Regions from separate parts of the Mus musculus genome. Here region 1 is linked to region 2. Evidence: chromatin contacts called from ENCODE Hi-C or POLR2A ChIA-PET data. All regions are on one chromosome and are shown on one strand. Each heading gives the region's core, a stretch centred on a gene start or an enhancer-like site at or near the end of the contact. The rest is flanking DNA. Distances are from core to core; before and after follow the strand shown.

Evidence for each region. A loop is a pair of places that touch in the nucleus more often than their neighbours do. ChIA-PET counts read pairs that join two places held with the same protein, here RNA polymerase II (POLR2A).
Region 1: a map of adrenal gland shows a loop between it and region 2 (2.2-fold over the local background). The contact joins the promoter of Zfp61 here to the promoter of Zfp112 in region 2. A Hi-C loop is called at or near these places in 1 of 37 maps with a recorded cell type or tissue (adrenal gland). POLR2A ChIA-PET finds 5 or more read pairs at or near these places in 2 of 5 experiments (Patski and embryonic stem cell).

Annotation. Positions count from the first base shown.
Region 1 is chr7:24,296,957-24,300,871 of GRCm38, reverse strand. Zfp61 (zinc finger protein 61) reads left to right here and starts at 1,323. Exons shown (of 7, transcript NM_009561.2): 1 at 1,323-1,679; 2 at 2,497-2,598; 3 at 3,134-3,299.
Region 2 is chr7:24,110,867-24,115,320 of GRCm38, reverse strand. Zfp112 (zinc finger protein 112) reads right to left here and starts at 3,001. Exons shown (of 5, transcript NM_021307.2): 1 at 2,885-3,001.

The DNA.
Region 1 (3,915 bases), core at 74-2,573, 190 kb before region 2:
GGGAGGAGTGGCCGGGAGAAATGTTTGAAGGGGCCTGGGCTGGAAACTGGAAGGAGGGAGTTAAGAGAATGGGTTATGCTGTGAAACAGCCAGCCATTTACATCTAGAATTACTACTACGTTGATCAATGGTAATATATTTAACTTTTCTAAGAGCAACTTTAAAAAATACACAGCTGTCCGCTTTGTATTCTTGCCATCAACATGCGATAGTTCAGTTCTCACATGTTATCATTTTCCCCCCACAAGGTAATTTGCCTATATCCATTTCTTTAAAAAAAATTCTAAAGATAAACATGTCCATGTTTGCTACTCTTATTTCTATTGAAATTGCTGAACCATGTTTGAATCTTCACTCCTTTTAAAAAGTTGGCTCTTGTGCTGGGGTTTATGAGTTTTCAAGGGCTGGCAAGGTGGCTCAGCAGGTAAACACTCCTGTTGCCCAGCCTGACAACCTGAGTTGGGTCCCCTGCACCCACATAGTGACTGCAAGGAGATTTACTCCTGTACGCTGTCCTATGACTTCCTCATTTGCGCTGTAACTGTGAGACCCCGAGCGTTCCCCCAAGCCCGTTTTCCCCGATCTCTGGGGATACAGCCAGAAAGAAGCTCTTTGTTCTCTATAGCCAGCAAAAAGCTTTTTTTTTTTTTTTTTTTTTTTTTTTCTGTGCCTTACAACCAGAGATGCGATAATTGTAGGAAGACCTAGCCAGGCCCTTGCTTGGCTCCCTGTGCCAAGGACACGGAGATAGACACAGGAGAGGAGCTATAGCTCACTCCCCCACCTCGCCAGAGAAGAACTGTTGCCAACTCTCCTCCCAACTCCTCCCAATTCCTCACTTTTCCTTTAAAAGACCCCCCCCCTACTGTTACCTCTGGGGGCCGAACTCCCCTGCCCTGCGCGGTCCTCAGCTAGCTGACAATAAAGCCTCTTGTGGTTTTGCATCAGGTGTGGTTTTATTGGGGTGCCAGCTCATCCCGGGACTTGAGCGGAGGTCTCCCCAGTTTCGGGGGTCTCACATAACATGCACGCACGCTCCCCACGCATGCATGAACACACCAATAAATGATTTATTTTATTTATTTATTTATTTTAGTATTTTGGAAAGTTTATTTATTCACTCACTTATTTATTTATTTATTTATTTATTTATGGATGTTTTCTCTGCATGTTTTGTCTGTGTACCTTGTACATGCAGTGCTCGAGGACGCCACGAGAGAGCGACGGGTCCTCCGGAGCTGGAGCAACTACGGTTTTGAGCTCCGCAGTTAGTAGCGCTCTCCGCACCACGTCATCTCTCCAGCGCCAAAGCCTATACGTCCTAAGGCAGACATCCTCCAATGTAAAGACGTTGCTGTCCAAGACTTTCTTAGGGAGTATGGGAAATGAAAAACAACAGGGAAATCCAATACGGGAGGATGGTGCTCCTCCCCTAGCTTCGGGACCGGCCACCCGCGCCTCTGCATCCTCACTTCCGTTACCACTGAGGGAGCCGAGCGTCACGCACGGTTTCTCCACGCGGAATTCTGGGAACTCGTCGGCTTCAGGCTAGCCTGTAGCCATCTGTCCCCCTGGATTTGAGTTATTTTAGCCAGGAACCTCCAGAATGACCCGCTAGATGCTTCTGAGATCGACAGCAATTGCGTCTCGGGTGAAAAGGAAGGAGCGAGGTTTGAAAGGTAAGGAGCAGCGGCGAGCTCCGGAGGGAGCGTCCTGGTGCCTGCAGGCCCTCGGCGCGAGCGGCTTCTGCAGTGCCCCCGCCCCGCCCCGTCCCCGCAGCCCCCTCTCCCTGCCTGCAGCCCTCTCTCTCCCATTCCGCAGCTCCCCTCCCCTCCTGCCCGCAGCCCTCTCCTGCCTTCAATCTCCTTCTCTGGTCCTGCAGCCCTTTCTTGCAACCCACTCTCCCTGCCCTCAGACCCCCTCTTCCGGCCCGCAGCAGCCCTCCCGCCTGCAGCAGCCCTCCCCTTCTGCAGTTTCCCTCTCCCCTCGTTACCCCCCTCCCTCCCTGCAGCCCTCTTTTCCTCTCTGAAGCCCCCTCTCCCTTCCTGTAGTCCCCCTCACTCCTGCAGCCACCTCCCTCCTGCAGCCCCCCTCTCCGCCTGCGGCCACCGCTCCCCTTCTGCAGCTCCCTCCCTGCTCCCGCGGCGCCCACCTTCTCCACCCCCTAGTCGGCTCTGCTTCTGCCCCTGCCGCACTAGCAGATCTCTCTGTGCATATCTTGGGTGTTCTGCAAAAGACAGACATTAGACCTTCCTAGTAGCATACTTGGAGAGAAAAAAAAAAAAAAAAGGATGGTGAAACACTCAAAACTGCCTGGCATGCAGGTCTCATGGAGAGACCATAGTAATACTTCATCCAGTTCTTGGCCGTCACAGTTGTGACCCATCTATGACCTTTAGAGGAAGGAGCTGGCTGCTTGCAGCAGGTACTGGGGCAGGAACTGTGAGATGTAATGTAGGGAATTTTATAATTTTACAATTTTTGGTTTCCCTGCAGCCCTGACTTCCCAAAAAGCAGTGCTGGAAGCCATAAGTGACTAAGATTGGCTGACGCTGGAGGATGTGTGGGTCGTACACCTGGGATTAACTTTTATTAGAGGTGAGTCTATACAGAGTGTTGTGCCCAGATGGCAGAAACCCCGAAGAGACCACCAGGCACCACAACTCGGAAGCAAGCACACGAACATCCTTGTCCTACTTTGAACTTGGGCCACAGACCTTCCCGATGGGACAGGAAGGAGAGTGACCCCCAGCACTAGGTGAAGGGATGGATAAAGGAAAAAAAAAAAACCCACAAGCGGGGGTTTCTAAGCCTTGGCACTGCATGAGAGGGTAAAAGAGTTTTCTTTCCAAGAACCCAAGGGTGGGGGCCATATCCCAGGCTAGCCTCTGACAATAGGCTGTTCAAACCCACATTTTACTGGTCCAAGCTCCCAGAGGAAGCCAGCCAGTATCATGAATATAGGTTAGCACTGGCTTGCAGGGATCTTGAGAGCGGGCTTTGTACATTTATTGAGACCTGTGTGTGTGTACGTGTGTGTGTACATGTGTGTGTGTGTACATGTATGGACGCCGGATGTCAACCTCGGGTTCCCAGGAACCATCCACTGTTTTTCTGTTTAATATTTATGTAGGGGTGGAAAACGTGAGTTGCGGTGTGGGTGTGGCGATTAGAAGACCACGCTGGGGAGATGCTGCCCATCTACCATCCTGTGTATCCTGAGGACCAAACTCGGGCTTGGTGGTAAAAGCTTTTATCCACCAAATCCTCCCTCGTGGACTTCGAGATTGCCTAATTAGGTGAGGCCAGCTGACCAAGAAGCAGGAGAGATGCCATTATCTGCCTTCGCAGAACTGGCTTTATAGATCTGTGTGTGCCACTGGCATGCAGCCCCCTCCTCCCCAACCCCTGACTTTTCAAGTAAAATGTGCCCTTGGGATGAAACGCAGGTCTTTGTGCTTTGCCCAGCAAGCTCTTTACCAACTAAGCCATCTCCCCAGTCCCTGGTATTAGGTTTTTAAAAAAAGTTGTTTTCACCAATTCTTTTTTTTTTTTTAACTTTTTTTCCCCCAAAGATTTATTTATTATTATATGCAAGTACACTGTAGTTGTCTTCAGACTCACCAGAAGAGGGTGTCAGATCTCATTATGGGTGGTTGTGAGCCACCATGTGGTTGCTGGGATTTGAACTGAGGACCTTCGGAAGAGCAGTCAGTGCTCTTACCCATTGAGCCATCTCACCAGCCCTGTTTTCACCAATTCTGGTATTTCCAAATAACTTTTTTTTTTTTTTAACATTATAGACATGGAGATGTCTAAAATTACAGATCATGTTAAAAAAAAAAAAACAGAACTGTTACAACTTTAGTATGCAACTGGAACAATGGCTCTTTTAGTTTGGTTCTGTCAGGTTTT
Region 2 (4,454 bases), core at 1,752-4,251:
TGCATCCAGTAACTGCTGATGTGGATGGGGTCCAGGCCACCACTGTATTCCTGTTCCATTTGTCCTCCCTGACTTTATTTCTCTCATTTCTTGACTGCTTCACTAAGGGAATCTATTATTTATTTATTTTTACTATTTCCTTCATTTTATCTCTCTCTCTCTTTTTTTAAAGATTTATTTATTATATGTAAGTACACTGTAGCTGTCTTCAGACACTCCAGAAGAGGGTGTCAGATTTCATTATGGATGGCTGTGAGCCACCATGTGGTTGCCGGGAATTGAACTCAGGACCTTCGGAAGAGCAGTCAGTGCTCCTTAACCTCTGAGCCGTCTGTCCAGCCCTCATTTTATCTCTTAACTTCTTACTCTAGCTCCAGAATTTCTGTTTCTGCTTAGCTGTTGATCTTGCATTGCAACAAACATGTCTTACTTTTCACAGTGTTTTAGTTTGTTAAAACTGAAAGAAGTTTTTTGTTCTGTTTTTTTTCAAGACAGGGTTTCTCTGTGTAGCCCTGGCTGTCCTGAAACTTTCCCTGTAGACCAGGCTGGCCTTGAAGTCAGAGATCCACCTGCCTCTGCCTCCTGAGTGCTGGGATTAAAGGTGTGTGCTACTACCACTCAGCTAAAGTTAAATTGTATTTACTTACTACCTGGCCACATACACACTTACACACATACATACAGCATGTGTATGGGAGGTGGTTCCCTCCTTTCACCACGTGGGTCTTGGGGATTGAACTCGGGGCAGCAGGCTTGGCAGCAGGCTCCTTTACCTGGAGCCGTTTCTAGGGCCCCCGGCATGTTTACTATCACCATTTTAATACTGCTTGTGAAATCCAGAAGTCTTTTTTTTTGGGGGTGGTGGTGGTGGTGTATGTGCTCTGCTATAGATAATAAAATCTCTACCTAAGAAAGATATACATTTTATGCTTTTTCTTTCACACAGGACTGGGGATTGAACCTAGGGCCAGGCACATGTTTGGGTTTTGTTGTTGTTGTTTGTTTTGTTTGTTTGTTTGTTTTGTTTTAATATACAGGTTGAGGACTTCAACAGTGCACTATATATATTAATTTTTATTTACTTTTAAGTATCTGCCTGCTTGTCTAGCTCCCTGGGAACTGGAGTTACAGGTAGCTACGAGTCACCTGTGGGTTCTGGGACTCGAACCTGGGGCCTCTGCAAGCAGAAACAATGCTGATTGTTAATCACCTCTCCATTCCCAATTCCACTGTTTTTTTTTTTTTTTTAAATCTATTTATTTGTGGGTGTGTGTATCTACAACAATTCTCTTCTTCCACCATATGAGTCCTAAGGATCAAATTCAGGACGTCAGGCTTGGTGGCAAGTGCCTTTGCAGGCTGAGCCATTTCAGTATGGCTAGTGCAAATACGATTGTAAAAAATGATTCTGTAGTGTTATCTGCAAATATGATTGTAGAAGTAACTGTAGCGTATACGATTAAGAAAATAAGTAGACTATAAAGAAATATAATTACCTAGGAACACAGGATATAATGATAATAATTTTATATTTTTTGGTACAATCAGTAAATTTTTAACCTATGTTCTAAAAAACAAATTTTATTTTTTTCCTTAAATAGAAGTGATAAAAATAATGATGACTCCACATCCAATAAAGCTCTTTTAAGAGTTATATTTATTAATTTGGATAGAACCCGTACAGCATTTAGTTTTAAATGTTTATATTTCATACTTATTCTTTATGTCCAAGCATTTCTCTATCCCGTCCAGAATTAATTAAAAAATATTAGGGTAACTTCATAAGTGGATCTGCTAATGAGTAAAGAGAGCCTCACTCCTCAGAACAGACAGATTGACAGAAGGATGCTAAGGTCTACCCCTGTGTATTAGTTACTTTTTGTTGCTGTGATCAAACACCATGAATAAGGTGTGGAAGAAAGCGTTTATTTTGGCTTTCAGTTCCATAATAGTAGGGACAGCATGGCAGGTGGCAGACTTGTCAACAGGAGCAAGAAGCTGAGAGCTCCCTTCTGAAACTCAAGCATAGCGAGCAAACACCTTGGAGGCTGACCCCGCCCCATGACGTATTTCTCCAGCAAGGCCACACCAGCCAAACCTCCAGAAACAGCACCCCGCCCTCTAAACTGTGGACCTGGCATCCAAAGGTTGGACCCTACGGGGTCATTTCTCATTCAAACGACTGCACCACTACCACGTTCTCTGATGCCTCTTTCCCCTGCAGCACTTTTTATATAAAGGATTAAGAAGACAACTTGCTCGGAGAAACCGGACTTCAGCTAACACCTCTCCCGGCCCCCGTAAGGCACAGTGGACACTGCACACAAAGCTGGGAACGATTGTCTCAACAAAAACAAAACAAGTCATTAAGGACTTTGATAATGGGGACAGGCTGGGTCCAGAGACCCTACAGCAGGAGCTCTGAGACCATCCGTGGGTCACTAAAGCGTCCAGCTTCTCTGAAATTGGAAAGCACCGATAGTAAATGTCCCATTTCCTACCGCGCGTCAGCAGTTTTGAGCCTTGCAGGAAACTCTAGATCACTCTTGGATAGGTACCAAGGCGTGGTGGAAAGCATGGAGGCAGAGATGGAGAGTCTGAACTCCACTGCTGGGAGATGGCATCGTGACCAGAGCTAGGGAGGCGGCTGGGGGTGCCCATCGCCCAGGAGACCCTCCATCCAGGTGACTGACAGCCCCGGGCCAGGCCTGAGTCAGTGTGTGCAATCGCAGCACACTCGGGCATGCTCTTCCAAAGTAAGTTCACGTTCTACCTTTCCGAGGCAGACTTCCTTACCCAGGATACAAGCCTGGTGGCTATCACCCAGGGCAACCTGAAAAGGATCGCTCACACTCGGGAGGGGTCAGTAAAGGGGAGGGCTCACCTTTCTGAAAGGAACGGAACAAGGCCTCACACACCTGGGGCGGAAGTGACTCTTCCCGCATAGGCAGCCAGGACTACACTTCCCAGAATTCCCGAAGGTTGCGGGGAGAACAGTCTCCTGCAGTCTCCTGCAGAGGATCTTGCACACTGAGGATTCCCAAACTACATTTCCCAACCGGAAGGATGGCCTCTCAGCCCCCCCCCCCCACCTGCAGCGGAAGTTATCTTATCATCCCGGGGATGGGAGGGTCATGAACTACATTTCCCAGAATTTTCAGAGTCCTTGCCTTCCCCGAGCGGAAGTGCCATGGAGTAAGGAAACCGGACTTCAGACTTTTGAAAGTCCTTGGCATACCCTAAGCCAAAAATCTTCGAACCACGATGCTTTCCCTGCTTTCTGTGGAAGATTGGGATAAACAGCGCTTTCCCCAGAGCACGTCAGGGACTGCTTGGGTCTACAGTTCACGGGATCTGCAGGGCCTGCCTTAACCCCAGCGGACCTCCCTTCCAGATCATTTGCATAGTCCTGAGTTTAGGGATTCCCCTTATTATTATTATTATTATTTTTTATATTTTTTATTAGGCATTTTCCTCATTTACATTTCCAATGCTATCCCAAAAGTCCCCCTCCCCCCACTCCCCTACTCACCCACTCCCCCTTTTTGGCCCTGGAGTTCCCCTGTACTGGGGCATATAAAGTTTGCATGTCCAATGGGCCTCTCTTTCCAGTGATGGCCGACTAGGCCATCTTTTGATACATATGCAGCTAGAGTCAAGAGCTCCGGGGTACTGGGTAGTTCATAATGTTGTTCCACCTATAGGGTTGCAGATCCCTTTAGCTCCTTGGCTACTTTCTCTAGCTCCTCCATTGGGAGCCCTGTGATCCATCCAATAGCTGATTGTGAGCATCCACTTCTGTGTTTGCTAGGCCCCGGCATAGTCTCACAAGAGACAGCTATATTAGGGTCCTTTCAGCAAAATCTTGCTAGTTTATGCAATGGTGTCAGGGTTTGGAGGCTGATTATGGGATGGGATTCCCCTTATTTAATTCTGCTGATTATCACTATTCACCTTCAGCTCTCCAACCTCCACTGTCTTTATAAAAATCTTGGAAAAGAAAAGCTTTTCAAACGTGACACTAGGACAAACTCAACGTAACTAATCCCCACCCAGTTCAAGAAGCAATTCTATAAAAAGCATGGAAGCAGGAATGCAGAAAAAGGTAAATCAAGTACAAAGGAACTGAATTAATAATTTTAAATATTTAATGTATGTGTGCGTGTGTGCACATGTGTGCTTGGGCACATGTATATGCACCATTGCGTGTAGTGCCCAAGAAAACTAGAAGAGGACGTCTGTTTCCCACCTCCCTCCCCCATAACTTGACTTTACAAACCCGTTAGCCAACTGACGTGGGTGCCGGGTCCTCTACAAAAGTGGTGCGTGCTTTTAACAGCAGAGTGAGCCCATCAACAACCTAAGTTTGGATTTTCAAAAAGGATTTATGTGTATGAATTTGCATGTATGTGGAAGACAGAGGGCAGCTTGCAAAAGTCAGTTCTTTCTCTCCC